Linked DNA regions of Homo sapiens: regions 1, 2, 3 and 4 are each linked to region 5. Evidence: chromatin contacts called from ENCODE Hi-C or POLR2A ChIA-PET data. All regions are on one chromosome and are shown on one strand. The core of a region is the stretch at or near the end of the contact, and the rest is flanking DNA. Distances in the headings are between cores, read along the strand shown.

The links. A loop is a pair of places that touch in the nucleus more often than their neighbours do. ChIA-PET counts read pairs that join two places held with the same protein, here RNA polymerase II (POLR2A). Pooled maps may share reads with other maps.
Region 1: a map of CD8-positive, alpha-beta T cell shows a loop between it and region 5 (8-fold over the local background). The contact joins the promoter of CASP7 here to the promoter of ZDHHC6 in region 5. A Hi-C loop is called at or near these places in 1 of 168 maps with a recorded cell type or tissue (CD8-positive, alpha-beta T cell), 1 of 37 single-sample maps with no recorded cell type and 11 of 50 pooled maps. POLR2A ChIA-PET finds 5 or more read pairs at or near these places in 1 of 52 experiments (activated T-cell).
Region 2: a map of CD8-positive, alpha-beta T cell shows a loop between it and region 5 (2.8-fold over the local background). The contact joins the promoter of SMC3 here to the promoter of ZDHHC6 in region 5. A Hi-C loop is called at or near these places in 2 of 168 maps with a recorded cell type or tissue (CD8-positive, alpha-beta T cell and naive thymus-derived CD4-positive, alpha-beta T cell) and 9 of 50 pooled maps. POLR2A ChIA-PET finds 5 or more read pairs at or near these places in 1 of 52 experiments (T-cell).
Region 3: a loop to region 5 is called in a map of CD8-positive, alpha-beta T cell, with 8 times the contacts of the local background. The contact joins the promoter of CCDC186 here to the promoter of ZDHHC6 in region 5. A Hi-C loop is called at or near these places in 2 of 168 maps with a recorded cell type or tissue (CD8-positive, alpha-beta T cell and naive thymus-derived CD4-positive, alpha-beta T cell) and 10 of 50 pooled maps.
Region 4: a map of CD4-positive, alpha-beta T cell shows a loop between it and region 5 (5-fold over the local background). The contact joins the promoter of SHOC2 here to the promoter of ZDHHC6 in region 5. A Hi-C loop is called at or near these places in 2 of 168 maps with a recorded cell type or tissue (CD4-positive, alpha-beta T cell and naive thymus-derived CD4-positive, alpha-beta T cell), 1 of 37 single-sample maps with no recorded cell type and 11 of 50 pooled maps. POLR2A ChIA-PET finds 5 or more read pairs at or near these places in 2 of 52 experiments (CD4-positive, alpha-beta T cell and MCF 10A).

The regions. Positions count from the first base shown.
Region 1 is chr10:113,678,644-113,681,343 of GRCh38, reverse strand. It overlaps CASP7 (caspase 7), which reads right to left and starts at 1,432. Exons shown (of 7, transcript NM_001227.5): 1 at 1,366-1,432. RefSeq lists an enhancer at 557-846.
Region 2 is chr10:110,566,428-110,569,127 of GRCh38, reverse strand. SMC3 (structural maintenance of chromosomes 3) reads right to left here and starts at 1,433. Exons shown (of 29, transcript NM_005445.4): 1 at 1,297-1,433; 2 at 115-190. The coding sequence starts at 1,311. LOC105378483 (a long non-coding RNA gene) reads left to right here and starts at 1,820. Exons shown (of 2, transcript XR_946318.2): 1 at 1,820-2,095. RefSeq lists a silencer at 824-1,113 and enhancers at 1,454-1,553, 1,564-1,613, 2,428-2,700.
Region 3 is chr10:114,172,933-114,175,632 of GRCh38, reverse strand. It overlaps CCDC186 (coiled-coil domain containing 186), which reads left to right and starts at 1,430. Exons shown (of 16, transcript NM_018017.4): 1 at 1,430-1,618. It overlaps MIR2110 (microRNA 2110), which reads left to right and starts at 1,454; the gene lies at 1,454-1,528. It also overlaps a transcript of TDRD1 not described here. RefSeq lists a silencer at 1,095-1,364 and enhancers at 1,425-1,624, 1,220-1,748.
Region 4 is chr10:110,918,276-110,920,975 of GRCh38, reverse strand. SHOC2 (SHOC2 leucine rich repeat scaffold protein) reads right to left here and starts at 1,372. Exons shown (of 9, transcript NM_007373.4): 1 at 1,319-1,372. BBIP1 (BBSome interacting protein 1) reads left to right here and starts at 1,796. Exons shown (of 4, transcript NM_001195305.3): 1 at 1,796-1,855. RefSeq lists silencers at 913-1,002, 1,013-1,452, 2,303-2,462 and enhancers at 1,673-1,722, 1,743-1,942, 1,632-2,171.
Region 5 is chr10:112,445,518-112,448,217 of GRCh38, reverse strand. ZDHHC6 (zDHHC palmitoyltransferase 6) reads left to right here and starts at 1,304. Exons shown (of 11, transcript NM_022494.3): 1 at 1,304-1,513; 2 at 2,568-2,700. It overlaps VTI1A (vesicle transport through interaction with t-SNAREs 1A), which reads right to left and starts at 1,003. Exons shown (of 8, transcript NM_145206.4): 1 at 751-1,003. The coding sequence starts at 844. RefSeq lists enhancers at 938-1,197, 1,398-1,517.

The DNA of each region.
Region 1 (2,700 bases), core at 183-2,682, 1.2 Mb before region 5:
GCTAGGTGGCACAATCTAAATAGTCAAGAAATATTCCCATTATCACCACTGCCCACGAGACTAAGATAATATGCAACTGTCAACCTTTGCCGATATTTAAAAACCACATCCATATTTTAAAAAGATTTTGTAGAGACTGAAAAAAAGTTCCTGTAGTGATTATTTCTAAACATGTTGAACAGGAGCCCACATGTTGGGGCAACTGGTACACAGCTGGGTAAGAAGTCACTGCCCAGCTATTGTCTGAACTTTTTACTTTCATGAAGGGGGAAATGGACTGCAGCTGCTTCCCCTGAAAAGTGACATCATACAATTTGTGACTCACTTCTTGCCCAAATAAAAATCTTCCTAAAGGGCACACAGAGAAGACCTGAAAACCTCCCCCTCTTGCCTCTAGCAGCTGGGAGGGGGAAAGGGAGGCTCTGCTGGGCACTCAAGCGCTCCGCTGCGTCACCCAAGGCTCATGGCACTGCTAGACCAGGGCCTTTACTTTGCTATTGCAGAAACTTTAGCTTCTTCAGAGACGTTAAGTAACCTGTCCAAAGCCACACAGTTTACAGGTGGCAGAAGGTGGACTGTGAATCTAGGCAATGGCGGTACCAAGGGTGAAGGTCAGGCCGGCGAGACCCAAAAGGAGGAAATAGCCTGTAAGTTGAGACAACAGGGAGGGCCACGTCAACTAGCCCAGGAGCCCAGAAGTTCAAGAATAAAGATCTGGAAATGATACACCCACAATCACCCACAAGTAATTTTACTGCTCCATAAACCGCAAAGCTGTCACCTGGAGCCTAACACTCCACACGTCTAAATGTCTCCTGCCTGGTTTCCACCTCCTCAAGGTCCCTCTAAGAGCCCTGCAGCAAGGACGCTCAGCTCCAGTGTACTCAGACTTGACAGAGCCACTGCCGCGAAACGCGTACCATAATCAACTCTGTCCATCCCCGCCAACAGTCTGCGGGGATCACCGTGGTTCCCATTTAACAGAGAGAGGGTTGAGGTCCCACCGCCGGCAGGCAAGGGGTGGGGACCGGAACGCAGGCAAAGGAGCCCTCGCTGTTAGCCGCTGTGCCAGATCACGAGCCCTCCTCTCCTAAATCTCGAATAGTACGAGGTGTCCCCTAGCCCCCCGGCTAGGAGGGAAGGGAGGACAAGCTGAGCAAGGCAAGCGATGGAGAGAGCGGAACGGGCCCTCTTCCCAAAGTTTCAGCGCAGGCCGTCGGGGCCACTCAGTCCCACTCAACCAGGCTCCCCTAGACCACGCTGGGGGCGCAGGGGGGAACTAGGAAGCCGGCAGGAAGGAGGGAGGCAAGGCGCGCACGGCCGGCGGGCTGGAGAGGCGCCGGCCGAGGTGGGGGCTGCAGTTACCGTTCCCACGGCGGTAGGGCGGCTGGGACTGGCACAGTCTCTCTCCGTCGCTCCGCAGCAAGGGTCTGGGGCCCCTTTAGCGAAAGCGAAACTAAAAGTCTCGGCGCTGCGGAGGGAGGAGCCGCCCTGGGTAGGGCCGGGCGGGGCTTGCACCGCCCCTGGCTCGGGGTAGTGCGCTCCGCAGGGGTGGAAGAGCCCAAAGCGACCCGTGTCCCCGCACGCATAGTCCCTGGAGGGCGCTCTCTGCAAAGCTGGCCGCGCGCTCTGCCAAGTTGGCCCCTCGCTCTACAAAGTTGAGCCCGCGCGCGGGAGAACGCGCACAGCAAAGTTTGCAGTTTCCCGGGACAGCCGAGCCGCCGCGGGTTGTTCCGGGAAAAAAACAAATCTGCCAAACTGGCCGCGCTCCAAGTGACCCAAAGAGCGCAGATTTCGCGGCGGCGCTCAGTGATGGGGCGCTCGTGTGGTCACCTCCACTTCCCCGCCCCCAGTGTACACCTCGACCTGGGCCTTCACATCAACTCGGAGACCCCTTTCCCATAGCCAGAGGCTCTCCCCTAGCGAAACCTGGATCCCAGCTGGAACTGCTGGCGTCCCCCTGGGGGACTCCACGCCTACATTAGCATGCGTACCCCACAAGGCTGATCCGCTTCGGGCCCGCTGTGGCATCCACTGTGGTCTCCTAGACGTTGCTTTGCGGGGGGCGCCCTCCTGCGCGCGTGGGCGTAGGACGCTCCCTCAGCTTTGAAGGAAGTACCCACCCAGCAGCCCAGCTTGCTGGTGGAGATGCTGCTCCTGGATCTTTCGGGAAATATTTGTTGTGCGCCCCCGTGTGTCAGGGACTGGGTATGCGGCCGGGAGTCAGTCAAACACGGGAGAGACTGAGCACTTCCACGGATTCTAGTTCACCCCAACCCCACAGCATACGCACACACACACACACACACACACACACACACGGACACACGGATTCCAGTTCACCCTGACCCCACAAAACACACACACACACACACGGATTCCAGTTATCCAGTTCACCCTGACCAAACACACACACACACGGATTCCCGTTCACCCTGACCCCACAAAAGACATACACAGGCATTCCAGTTCACCCTGACCCCACAAAAGACATACACAGGCATTCCAGTTCACCCTGACCCCACAACACACACACACACGCATTCCAGTTTACCCTGACCCCACAACACACACACACACGGATTCAAGTTCACCCCGACCCAACACACCCACACACAAACACACAGATTCTAGTTCATGAAACCCACCACACACACGGATTCATACACACACACGCACCTAGTTCACCCTGACCCCACA
Region 2 (2,700 bases), core at 184-2,683, 1.9 Mb after region 5:
TATAACTTAATATTCAAAGACAATTCCTGTCTCCTTAAGCCAATATAGAAATGGACAGAATTTACATTATCTGTATAGACTATAAATATGACCGAGTAAACCAAGAACACTTACCAATCACATTATGTTTTGAACTGAAGGGATCTACAATTGTTTGATCTCTGTAACTTCGAAAACCCTGGATAATCACCTAGTAAATAAAAAACATTTTTGAGAACCCACCCCACAAAAAAAATTAACATTTTTCTCTTGCATTTCTTTCTTGTTTTTCATTTAATGCAATATAGAAAACTCGAAATTTCATATAAGAAAAATTCATTTTGGAAAGTGGTGATTAAAAATCTGCTAAAAAAAAAAAAAGGTACTTTTATCGGTAATCTTTGCCAAGGCAATGCTGCTGGGTTTTATTTTTTTTTAGGAGTTATGCTGTCAACCTGTTAAGGACCTTTCAAAATCAAAAACACTGTGTGAGCTTAACTGAACCCTAAACGCTGCAGTACAATAGCAAGTCTATAAAAGCAGGCCGACGGGCCCCAGCTCTCCTGACTCCAAGACCACCGAGTGCTGCTTTCAGTCACTCACGCCGGCCAGCCTGAAAGAACCCACGTTCCAAAGAAGGAGTGCTCAGAGCCCGACAGACCCAACAGAAAACCGTCTCCAAGGCCGTGTGCCTGGGCTCATCTTTGTGGTGGAGTCCCGCGCGGGAAGACCATTTTGACAGAAGTAAACAACCGAGGGAGGCGGCGCTCCGTATCCTGCAAGCAGGAGGGTCCCGCTCACTTCGCGGGTTAACTGGGGAGAAGAACGGCTCCCCGCAGTGACAGGTGACGACACCCCAGCCAATGCCCCCAGGGCCGCCCCCGGGCCGGGGAAGCCACCTTTCCACACATCCCAGGCACATGGGCCGTGTGAGGCCACCCCTGCAGGACCACACAGCCCTTCCCGCCCGCGGCCGCCCCGGCGGGGTGCCCCCCGCCAGCTCTGGGGCCACCCAGGAAGGCCCAGTCCCTCCCAGCGGCCCGCCCGCCGGCCCTTCCACACCTCTCGGAGATCCTGCCTCTCCCAGACAAGCGCCAGCAGGGAGGCCGGGGCTGCAAAGGAGTGCCCCAATTCTCCGCGACCCCGCAGCCGGGGCACTAGCGGGACCCGGGTCTCCCTCCTCCCCCACAGTCCCCGCCCAGCCCTGGTCCAGCCTGTGGAGACAGGGGAGAGGCTGCGGGTGGCGCCGCAACACTCCCGCCTCAAGGAGCGGCCCTTACCGGCCCATGACGGGGTGGAGGGACGCGAAGGCCTTACCTGCTTTATGTACATGATTCCGGGCCCCTGGCCTGGAAGGAGACCTGCCCCGGAGCAGCAACCGCACGGCCGCAGGGTCAGGTGAGGCGCCTACGCGACCCCTCCCCCAAAGCGCCGCTCGCTCCCCTCAGCCAAACAAAATGGCGGCGCTCGTGGGGGCGGAGTCCGCGCCTCGGACGGAACCACCTTGCAGCCTTCACAGGGCGTAGGAGGAGTCAAGTTCAGGTCTGCTCTTTCTTTTAGGCAAAACCAGTCCTCCACAGCGTTTTTTGGTGGATTTCTTTTGAATCTAGAATTCTGTAGCTAACGCTTTCCTGAGACTTAGTCAAAAGCTTCACTCGGAAAATCTATGACCGTAGGGTTGGTCCGTACCACCTCCGAGCGCGGGGCCAATGGTCGCGTCCACAAAGGGGGAAAGGTTCCGCGCCAAAGCCAAGAGGGAGACTCCGAGGGCCAGTAGCGCCGCGGGCTGTCGGCCACGTGATTCCGCGCTGTTTAAAAAAGCGGACCTCGCGCGCACTGTGCTAGCCTTGGAACACATGGAATGCTGGTGATTCTTGGAATTCTGTGTGCGGAGTCACTGCTGCCCCTTTGTTATCGCTCTCCATAGGAACGTTTACAATCTTAGCACGCCCCAAGCTGGTTACGAATTGCCCACTCGGAGGACAACCCCGAAGGGATTTGTCAATGCTCGAAAATTTGTTTTAATAATGTGATGATTAATTCCGTCGGGAACTGTTTCTGTTCTACCATCTGCTATAAATCTAGGCAGATCTGTACAATTGCAACAAAGATTTAGGTAAGGCTGAAAGCTTTTAATCCACTTTAAAAACAAAAGAAAACAGCCTGAAAGATACTAGGTGCTAGTGGCAACCCTAGGTCTGTCTGATCCTTGTCAGTCTTGGGAGAAAAACATCATTTGTTTAGAAAATGAATCTCTGGGCTGCTCTGAAATTACTTGCTGGGAAGAGAACAAAATAACTACCCAAATCATCCCCAGCCCCACCCCCGCCCGCTGCTGGAGACAATTCTGGCCCTAATTATTTCTAGATTGAACTATTTTTAGTAGCCTCCTAACTGCCTCTGCTAACCAGGGTATCTCCCTAGGAGTCCTTTATCTGGAGCCCGGATCAAATCCTATCCAGCCCTTGGTTTAAAAAAATAAATAGGCCTGGTCGAGTGGCTCAAGCGTGTAATCCCAGCACTTTGGGAGGCTGAGGGGGGAGGATCACCTGAGGTCACGAGTTCAAGACCAGCCTGGCCAGCATGGCGAAACCCCCGTCTCTACTCGAAATACAAAAATTAGCTGGGCGTCGTGGCGGGTGCCTGTAATCCCAGTTAGTCGGGAGGCTGGGGCAGGAGAATTGCTTGAATCCAGGAGGCAGAGGTTGCAGTGAGCCAAGA
Region 3 (2,700 bases), core at 181-2,680, 1.7 Mb before region 5:
CCCTACTGGGAATCAGCACTTAACCTCCAAGAGAAGCCAAGGTAACTTTTTTTGGGCAATGCTCTTTAGAGATCACAATCTGGGGAATAGGAGTGTGCAATGGGTTGGTCACTGTTCTAAGAGTTTTCAGTGGACACACCTTTTTTTTCACGAAAAAAATGTACCATGAGTTAATTCTGATATTTGTAAATTCAAATATAGGATTGCAGAATTTTAATATAATGTCTTTGGTTTATATTTGTATTTCTTTTCTCTTATGGTGAAAAACTTGGTTCACAAAGATATATTTATATACTTTATACTAATTATAAATTCAGAAATATTCAGAAATAGTAATACCTATGTTATTACTGACGAGTACCGAAAACAGCTTAAGGTTTCTTCAGTTTTTTCCCCTTGGATTAATGTCTCCCTAGGAAGGCTTGGTCGATTTATTGTTTTAAAGTCAAATCATTTATTTTCTATGACAAGACACTTTAACTGCAAAATGTGCTTCAGTGTAGTACCTTCATTTAAGGAGGAGTGAGGTGCCATTACACCTCCGTGTGTGTGTTTTGCCAACAGTATCGAAGACGCTTAACAGAACAGTAGTAAGTTTTGCTTTACAAATTCTTACATTGCAGAATCGTCTGCATCAGCTATTTTCATTCATGAGATATGTGTAAGACCTAAACCAAAGAACATCGTTTCCCCGGACTGAGGAGGTTTGCGAAACCTCCAGAGACTGAACTGCTGACCTTCCTTCTCTGGGCCGGGCGAGGCAACTGTACCCAATACACTTTTTGTTGCCATGCTGCGTGCCAGGTTACTCAGCCGGGAGAGGACACTTCCTACCATCAATGCGCTCAGCTTGAAGCCAGAGACGAAGGCACCGACAGTTTATTATTAAACAATGGCAGCAGCGCCACGCTGAAGACACGAACGCGCTGTTATGGAACCCCCAGAGGTCTCCCCCATCGTAGCCTGCTCCAGCCGACTCCGCCCACGTAAGGTGCAAGGTTTCCGCATGAGAGCCGGGAAGCCACAATTTCAAATTCTCTTTTATTGCTTTATGTCCCTGACTCATGCAGGCCAAAGGGTGAGGAGGAGTAATAGCCAACAAGAGCGTCCTGCAGAAAGAAACAGGCTGCGTGGGTCCGGAGGAGCTTGAAAGGAAGAACCCGACCAAAGGGCAGGAGACCCGGCTCTCCAGGTCGCGGAGGCGTGGGTGCCCAGCCAGGCGGAGTGCGGGGCGGGGCCTCTCGGGCCGCAAGGTGGGGCCTCCTGGGCCGGGAGGTGGGAGGTGAGCTCCGCCAGCCCAGCCCACTGCAGACAGGTTACCCAGGACCTCAAGGTGTGCTGCGTCACCCCGCCCGCGCTGCGCTGATTGGTTCCTCCAGGGAGCCCCCGCCCCCTCAGCTGTAACCGGGCCGGCTTCAGTGTCGCCGCCATCTTTGTTGATGTGTCAGCTCCGCAGGGGTTTGGGGAAACGGCCGCTGAGTGAGGCGTCGGCTGTGTTTCTCACCGCGGTCTTTTCCTCCCACTCTTGGCTGGTTGGACCCCGCTATGGAAAAGTTGGCCCCTGAGCCAGAGCTCCAGCAGCCTTGTTAGGGCGTGGCCTGAGGCTTGGATAAGTGGGGTAAGTGTCTGAGGGGTACTCGGGGCACACCGGTGAGTCGCGGTGGCGGTGCGGTGGGGCTGCCAGCCTTCCGCTCCTTCCTGCACGTTCCGTGGCGGGGGCGAGGGCGAGTGCGAGGTGGAGGTCGAGGTCGAGCGGGCTCCCCGCCTGGCTCCTTTGAGGGCGCGGAGGAAGGGGAGGGCTGGGGAACGGGTTTCAAGCCCTTTCCTCTCCCTGCCTTCCTCCTTCGGTTCCGGGACCTTGGAGGTGGCAAAGAGGGGTCAGCGGGGGTCGTGGGGGCTGTGCCTCGAGAGCGTCTGAATTCGAGCCCATTGCCTGGGCTGCGTGTGAACTGCAGCCAAGCCCTACCTGCTCGAGAATCTTTCCTAGACTCAATCGCCTATTTCGTTTTTCGTCTCAAGTTGACTGTATGTGGGTGTTTTATATTTACTGTTGTGAAGACTTGTTACCCTCTTCCAAACACTTCCATTACTGTGATTCTAAGTTCCTTAGAAGTGATTCTTTGGAGTGGTGGATACTGTTCTTTATGTTGTCTTTCAAGGACGTCAAGGCATTTCATAAACCTTGGTTGGTAAGGAAGGGGTTTCAGATTTATGTCTCCATCAGTAATGAAAAATGGCAAAAACAAAACAAAAACCCTTCTACGTGTCCCTAAGTAGCAATCTTGGGAAACAGTGCAGGTGTGAGTATTGCTTAGCTGTTAACAGTTTAACAACTTCACCTAATATTCCCATCTTGATTTTGTTTAGAGGAAAAAGTCCTGGATTTCGAGTCAGAACATCTGGATTAGAATCCTACTTCTTTCACTTGATAATCTTGTTACCTGTGGAAATCAGAAGAGAGAATATAGTAAAAATACGCAGTACAGTCCCAGGTACTTGGCCGTTTTCTCTGCATGTGTGTCATGTTCCTTTGATGCCCAGCTTTTTTTTCTTCCAAAACGATAGGCCGGGTGTTGTCTTCTAAGGTGTTCAGTAAATCAGGGTTTCAAGAGGTGTGCTGGTAGTCATTCAGAAGAAATTAATCTGCTATTATCTATTTAGGTATGCTAGTTGTGGGTGTGGCTTTCCCAACTATCAAGT
Region 4 (2,700 bases), core at 123-2,622, 1.5 Mb after region 5:
CCTTAGGATTCTGAAAACCGTAACAAAAAGCTTTTGATATAGTAGTCCCTCTTGAGTAGAAACTAGACGCACTCGGTATCTAAGAAAAGTATACGAAATGGCACAGGTGTAAGCCTAGACACTGCTGGTAGTTATCACGCTGGAGGCAAATACTATACAGTCCACATCTGCAACCTAATTTTGCTTCAGCATCCCCAGAGACTTCGAAAATATTTCTTTGGGTAGGTTGCAAAACAGTGCTTCCTCTTTTATTCTCATCACCCCCATTACGATACAAAGCAACAGACAAGAAAAATCAAACTGCCAACTGTAAGGGCTTAAACACACACACAAAGCATCTTCTTTCTAGCTCCCGAATCGGTATTTATTCCACCTGTTTGTAAATCCATAATTCCACAATAACACAAACTGCCTGCTTAAAGAAAGGAAGGAAGAAAAGAAAAAGAAAGAAAAGAAATAAAGAGAAAGGCAAGTTAATGCTTTGGAGTCATTACTCTTCCACCTAGGCATGGGGGGAGGGGGATGGTACAAAAACAATGGATATTGAGGTGCTGGGGGAAAAATCGTCTTGCCCCAAAGCCTCTTGTGTTATGAGCCTGGGGAAGTCGGGGAAGAGTGAGACTACTTTTCCTCTCTCCCTAAAAGCTGTGCTATCACGGGGAGAGGTTGCCATCGGGCATGTTCTACGAGGCGGTCTCGAAGGGCTACAACTCGCTTCGCTAGGCAACACACCCAGAGCCGATCCAGCACTCTTCACTCAAGGGTTTTTAGGGAGAGGAGAACGGGAGAGCAAGGTGGACTCCAGGGAGGGGGCGAGAAGAGACCCCACCCTGTATGACCGCCGCTGCGCCCGGGCCCTCGCCAACGATTTACACGACTCGGGGCGCCCTGCGGACTGGGCCCGGGGGCCCAGGGAGCCGAGAGGAGAGAGACTGTCCGCCGGGGGCCCCCGGCCCGCGCCCTCGCGCCGGCTCGCCGTCGCCCAGGCGCTGTCCGGGCCGCCCGCCGCCGCCGCCGCAGGCCCGGCCCCGGCCGCTGTCACACCCGACCGCCTTCCTCTCCGCGCCGGGCTGCAGGCTCCCACGCGAGCCGGCTCCAAGGGCCCCGCACTCCCGGAGACAGCAACCAGGAAAGCGGCGGCGGCGGCGCCTCCCAGGGCCCCGGCCCCTCGGGCCTCGCCCCGGCGCTGCCGGCTCGCGCCTGTCAGGGCGCACGGGGCCTCCCCCTACCGACAGCCAGCCCGACTGCCCGACGGACAGGAAGGCAGGCAGGAAGAACCGACCAACAGACACCCTCCGCCTCATCGGCCCCGAGTTACCGTCAGGAGCCCCGACTCCGCCATCCTCCTCGCTCGCCCTCCTTCCTCCTCTTCCTCCTCCTCCTAAGAAGCGACGCTGCCCAACCGCCGCCCCCCGCCCGCCCCTCCCCCACTCGCCCCGCCCCGCCCGCCCCGCCACTACTCTCGCTCCAGCCTCCCCGCCCCACCCCTCTGCCGTGGGCCCGTCACTCGCTAGGCAAGAAAAATGGGCGGAACCGGGGCAAGAGAAGCTGCCCAATCAGAGACGGGCAGTGCCGCCAGCTTCTCTCTCTCCGCCCTTGTCCTTTCCTCAGTTCCTCTACGCCGTCTCCCGCCCACTGGGCGCCTCTGGCTAGCCGGGCTACAGAGTAAGCCTCCAGCAGGGTAGAGTGACAACTCCCCGATCGGAAGTTACTGTTGAAGCTAAGGCGGCCATAACTGATAATGGCAAAAGGAGATTCCTGGCTTCCTGTTTCCAGGGTGACGTAGATTTTTTTCCTTCGCCAGTCTCACCGTTACCCGGGGCAACAGCTGAGCCGTCTGGGAAGGGATGCATCTGTAAGTAAGCCCAAAGAGGTACCGTGGGTGACCACACATCCCATGTTAGACAAGTTAATTCATACTCCGGATTACACGTCCAGTTTCCTGGCCCTTATTTTACTGAGACGTCTGGTCACTTACGGAGATGGACAACAGTTTAGGGCTCCGAAATTCCCTCTCCTGCCCGGAAGTTGCATTTGGCACTTCCGAATTGGGTCATGGCGGAAGGGTGTTAATAGCCTGGCCGCCCGTGCCCCAGGGAATGCTTATTTTTGACCTTAGTTGCAAAGTGAGGTGAGTCCGTGGACCCCAACCAGTGGGCCGGACCCGGGCCGGACGGTCCCTGTGGGACAGAGCGCTGAAATGGCGAGCGGGGCTCAGGGCCGCTTCCGTTGGAAGGCGGTTTTTTTCCGGGCTGGCCTGGCGGCGGCCCGCCCCCGTGAGGCTCCCTGTGGGGTGAGGCCGCTCTACAGGCCGCCCTAACCCAGCCAGAGGCAGCCCGGCCGGGAGGACCCCAGCGGGGAATGGGCGGGGACCTCGGGGCGGAGCTCCTAACTCCGGCAAAACGGAGCTCTTGACCACGCCTCCGCAAGTTCCTATTAAGTACTTTCACTCCTTGGCCTTTGGAGGGAGGAGAATTCGGGAACTTCAGAAAATCATTTTCCACCTTCACCTATAAAAGGAAAAGATGAGCCCCTACCACCAGGGCAGGACCTCAATCTTTTTCCCCTGCCACCTGCCTTCCCATTCTGATTTTTCCCCCCTTTCCGCGTCTCTCCTTTGAGTCTTTGTAAGCTTTGACTGCGGTTCTGGTGGTGGGATTCCTGCAGGTCTACAGTTTCTTAAACAACGTGTTGAAGATT
Region 5 (2,700 bases), core at 55-2,554:
AATACTAATGCTAATACAGCAACTAACAACACCAAAAGTGACTTTAAATATGTTATATAAATTTAATCTACCTAACAACCCCATGAGAGAAGTACAATTTTCCCCCATTTACTAAGAAGGAAAGTTGAAAGAGACTAAGAAGTCTGTTTAAGAGGCACAACTTTTATTTTATTTATTTATTTGAGACGGAGTTTCACTCTTGTTGCCTAGGCTGGAGTGCAATGGCGAGATCTTGGCTCACTGCAACCTCCGCCTCCCGGGTTAAGAGGCACAACTTCTAAGTGACAGAGGTAGGATTTGAATCTAGGCACCCTGATTCTTACCTCTATTTTGCCGCATATAATTATAACAATATTATTACTAACACAACAACGCCGCTGTAGATTGTAGATCCATAGGCTACATACTTTCATTCATTTTCTTTGAATACTCACATGTCTATAATTTACAAATGAAAACATTAAGACTCTTAAGACGTTAAGAAACGTTTCCAGGTTATGCAAGTTACAAGAAGGTAGAGCCGGGATTCGAACTCAGATGGCTCAGATTCCGAAGGCTCTTTTCACGGCACCCCACACCCGAACTTGACTCCTTACCCTCAACCAAGCCAAGCCGTATCCCTCCTGGGAACAGCCGGCACCACCCACTCCAGCCTCGCGCCTCATAGACACACTTACTCGGGCGGCGTTCCACCGCCCGCACCCTCCCAGCTCTCCCCAGCACCCTCGTCCAGCCGGGCAAGGCTCTCACCAGGCGGGAGTCGTGGGACCCTCGCAATCTTGCTGGTGATCTCTGCAGTGAGCACCGCGAAGTCCTGCTCGTAACCTTCGAAGTCGGACGACATGGCGGCTCCGGAACGAGTAGCCCAGGCCAAAGCCTAGGTCAGGGAAAGGGCCTCGAGGGGCAGCGAGGGGCCCCGCGGCTTAGGAACCCCGGAAGGTGCCCCCGAGAGCAGAACGGAGAACCGGGGACAGCTCTCAACCCAGCCGCTTCCTGGTTGTTCGTCGCAATCTCGGTTCTCCGGAAATTGGGTTGCGTGCGTGCTTTATTTTCCGCTCCGACTTTAAGATAAGTAAGTTCGCAAAGGAAAAGCGCCCCAATTAGTGCCTCCCCCCAGAAAAGCGTATGAAAATATGCAAGTTCTGAGGGATCATTAGAAGCGTTTTTTCCCCCCTTCGTGTTCTGGGAATCGGCTCCGGATCCACACGCTACAAGGCACAGCAGCTTGCTTCCGGAGGGAGGTTTGAGGCGGCGAACCTCCGGAAGTGACAGTAACAGAGACTGCGCAGGGGGCCTGAGCGGGAGAGTCCTGGCGAGGGCGCTGGCCGAGAGGTGCTCGGCTTGTAGCAGGTCCCGCACTCCAGCCTCTCGCTGCCAGGGTTTGCTCTCTGCTTGTCCTGGGCTGAGGTGTCCATGACGGAGTCATCCAAGGAGGAAAAAATCTGTTCCGGGTGAGCCCAGGCCGCCCCGGATATGCGATGGCTGAGGAGCAGACACCAGGGACCACACTGAGGTGGGAGTCAAGGCAGGGAATATAAGCACGATTTTGGTGGTCTTTGTCCCACCAGAGTGGGAGCAGGCTCTCCTGAATGTTGAGACCAACCTGGCTTACCAGGATATTTCTTCCTTGGGTGAGGATTTATTTCTAAGCCCTCTGCTCCATGACTCGGGCGGGAAACTGAGGCACAAGTCAACAGCGTCTGCTGCGTGGTAGTCTGTATTATCCATGTAGCTCAGATCCTCTTCCAGATCTTCAGATCCAGTCCAGGCAGAGATGCCCTTCCACAAATCTCTCCGGAGCTCGCCGCCCTGCCTTCCATTTCCCTCGCTCCTGGAGGCACTTCCTCTTCTTTCTTCCCTCGAATCTTCTAATTCAGGTTCTTCTCATATACTCTTCTGGTCATAATTTCACACACACCACACACACTCTCGCTCTATCTCCTCCCTTCCTTTCCTTGCATGCTCTCTTTGCTTTCACTGTCGCTCCTTTACTTTTGGGCCAAATTGACTGTTCTCTTGATGTTTGGGTGGCGGGGTGGAGGAGACTGCAGGCAAATGGCATAGACCATGTCTGACTCATACTTGGCTTAATTCAAGACTTCATAAGAGGCAGCTTAGAATTTCATAAAGGGAGGTCGTTGACTTGCCTTCTATTCTGGTTCACCTGTTACTTGTGACCTTGGTCTAATCACTCAGCCTCTCTAAGACAATTTCTGTTCTATGAAGAAGGAAACTGAATTAGATCAACTCTAAGGTCCTAAAATTCTTTGTCTTCTCAAACTATTCACTAAGCGTTGGATGGTGACAGTCCCCTGACAAGCGGAGAAGGAATAAAAAAAACTATTTTGGAATCGTGTATCCAGTTTGCATGCCATTCAAACTTGTACCATATTTTGGATAAGTCAAAAGTAGTTCTTTTTGACATTTGACAAGATATGCATCCCAAAGTGTAGTGCACTTGTGAGATGCTGTTGTGTAGGTGTTTATTGTAGTTAACAAGTATGGTATGCAATAAAGGTTTTGTTTTGTTTTGTTTTAACTGAACTTTCCCATTTTGTTTTCTTTAGGTTGGGTTTCAGACCAAGACACTGGATTCTCCTAGTTAAGATAAAGAGCTTTGGGTGCCTGACAGTGAAAATGGTGTAATCTGCGTTAACAGTTCACAGCTTGAAGGCATGACAATTAAAGAACACACATGGA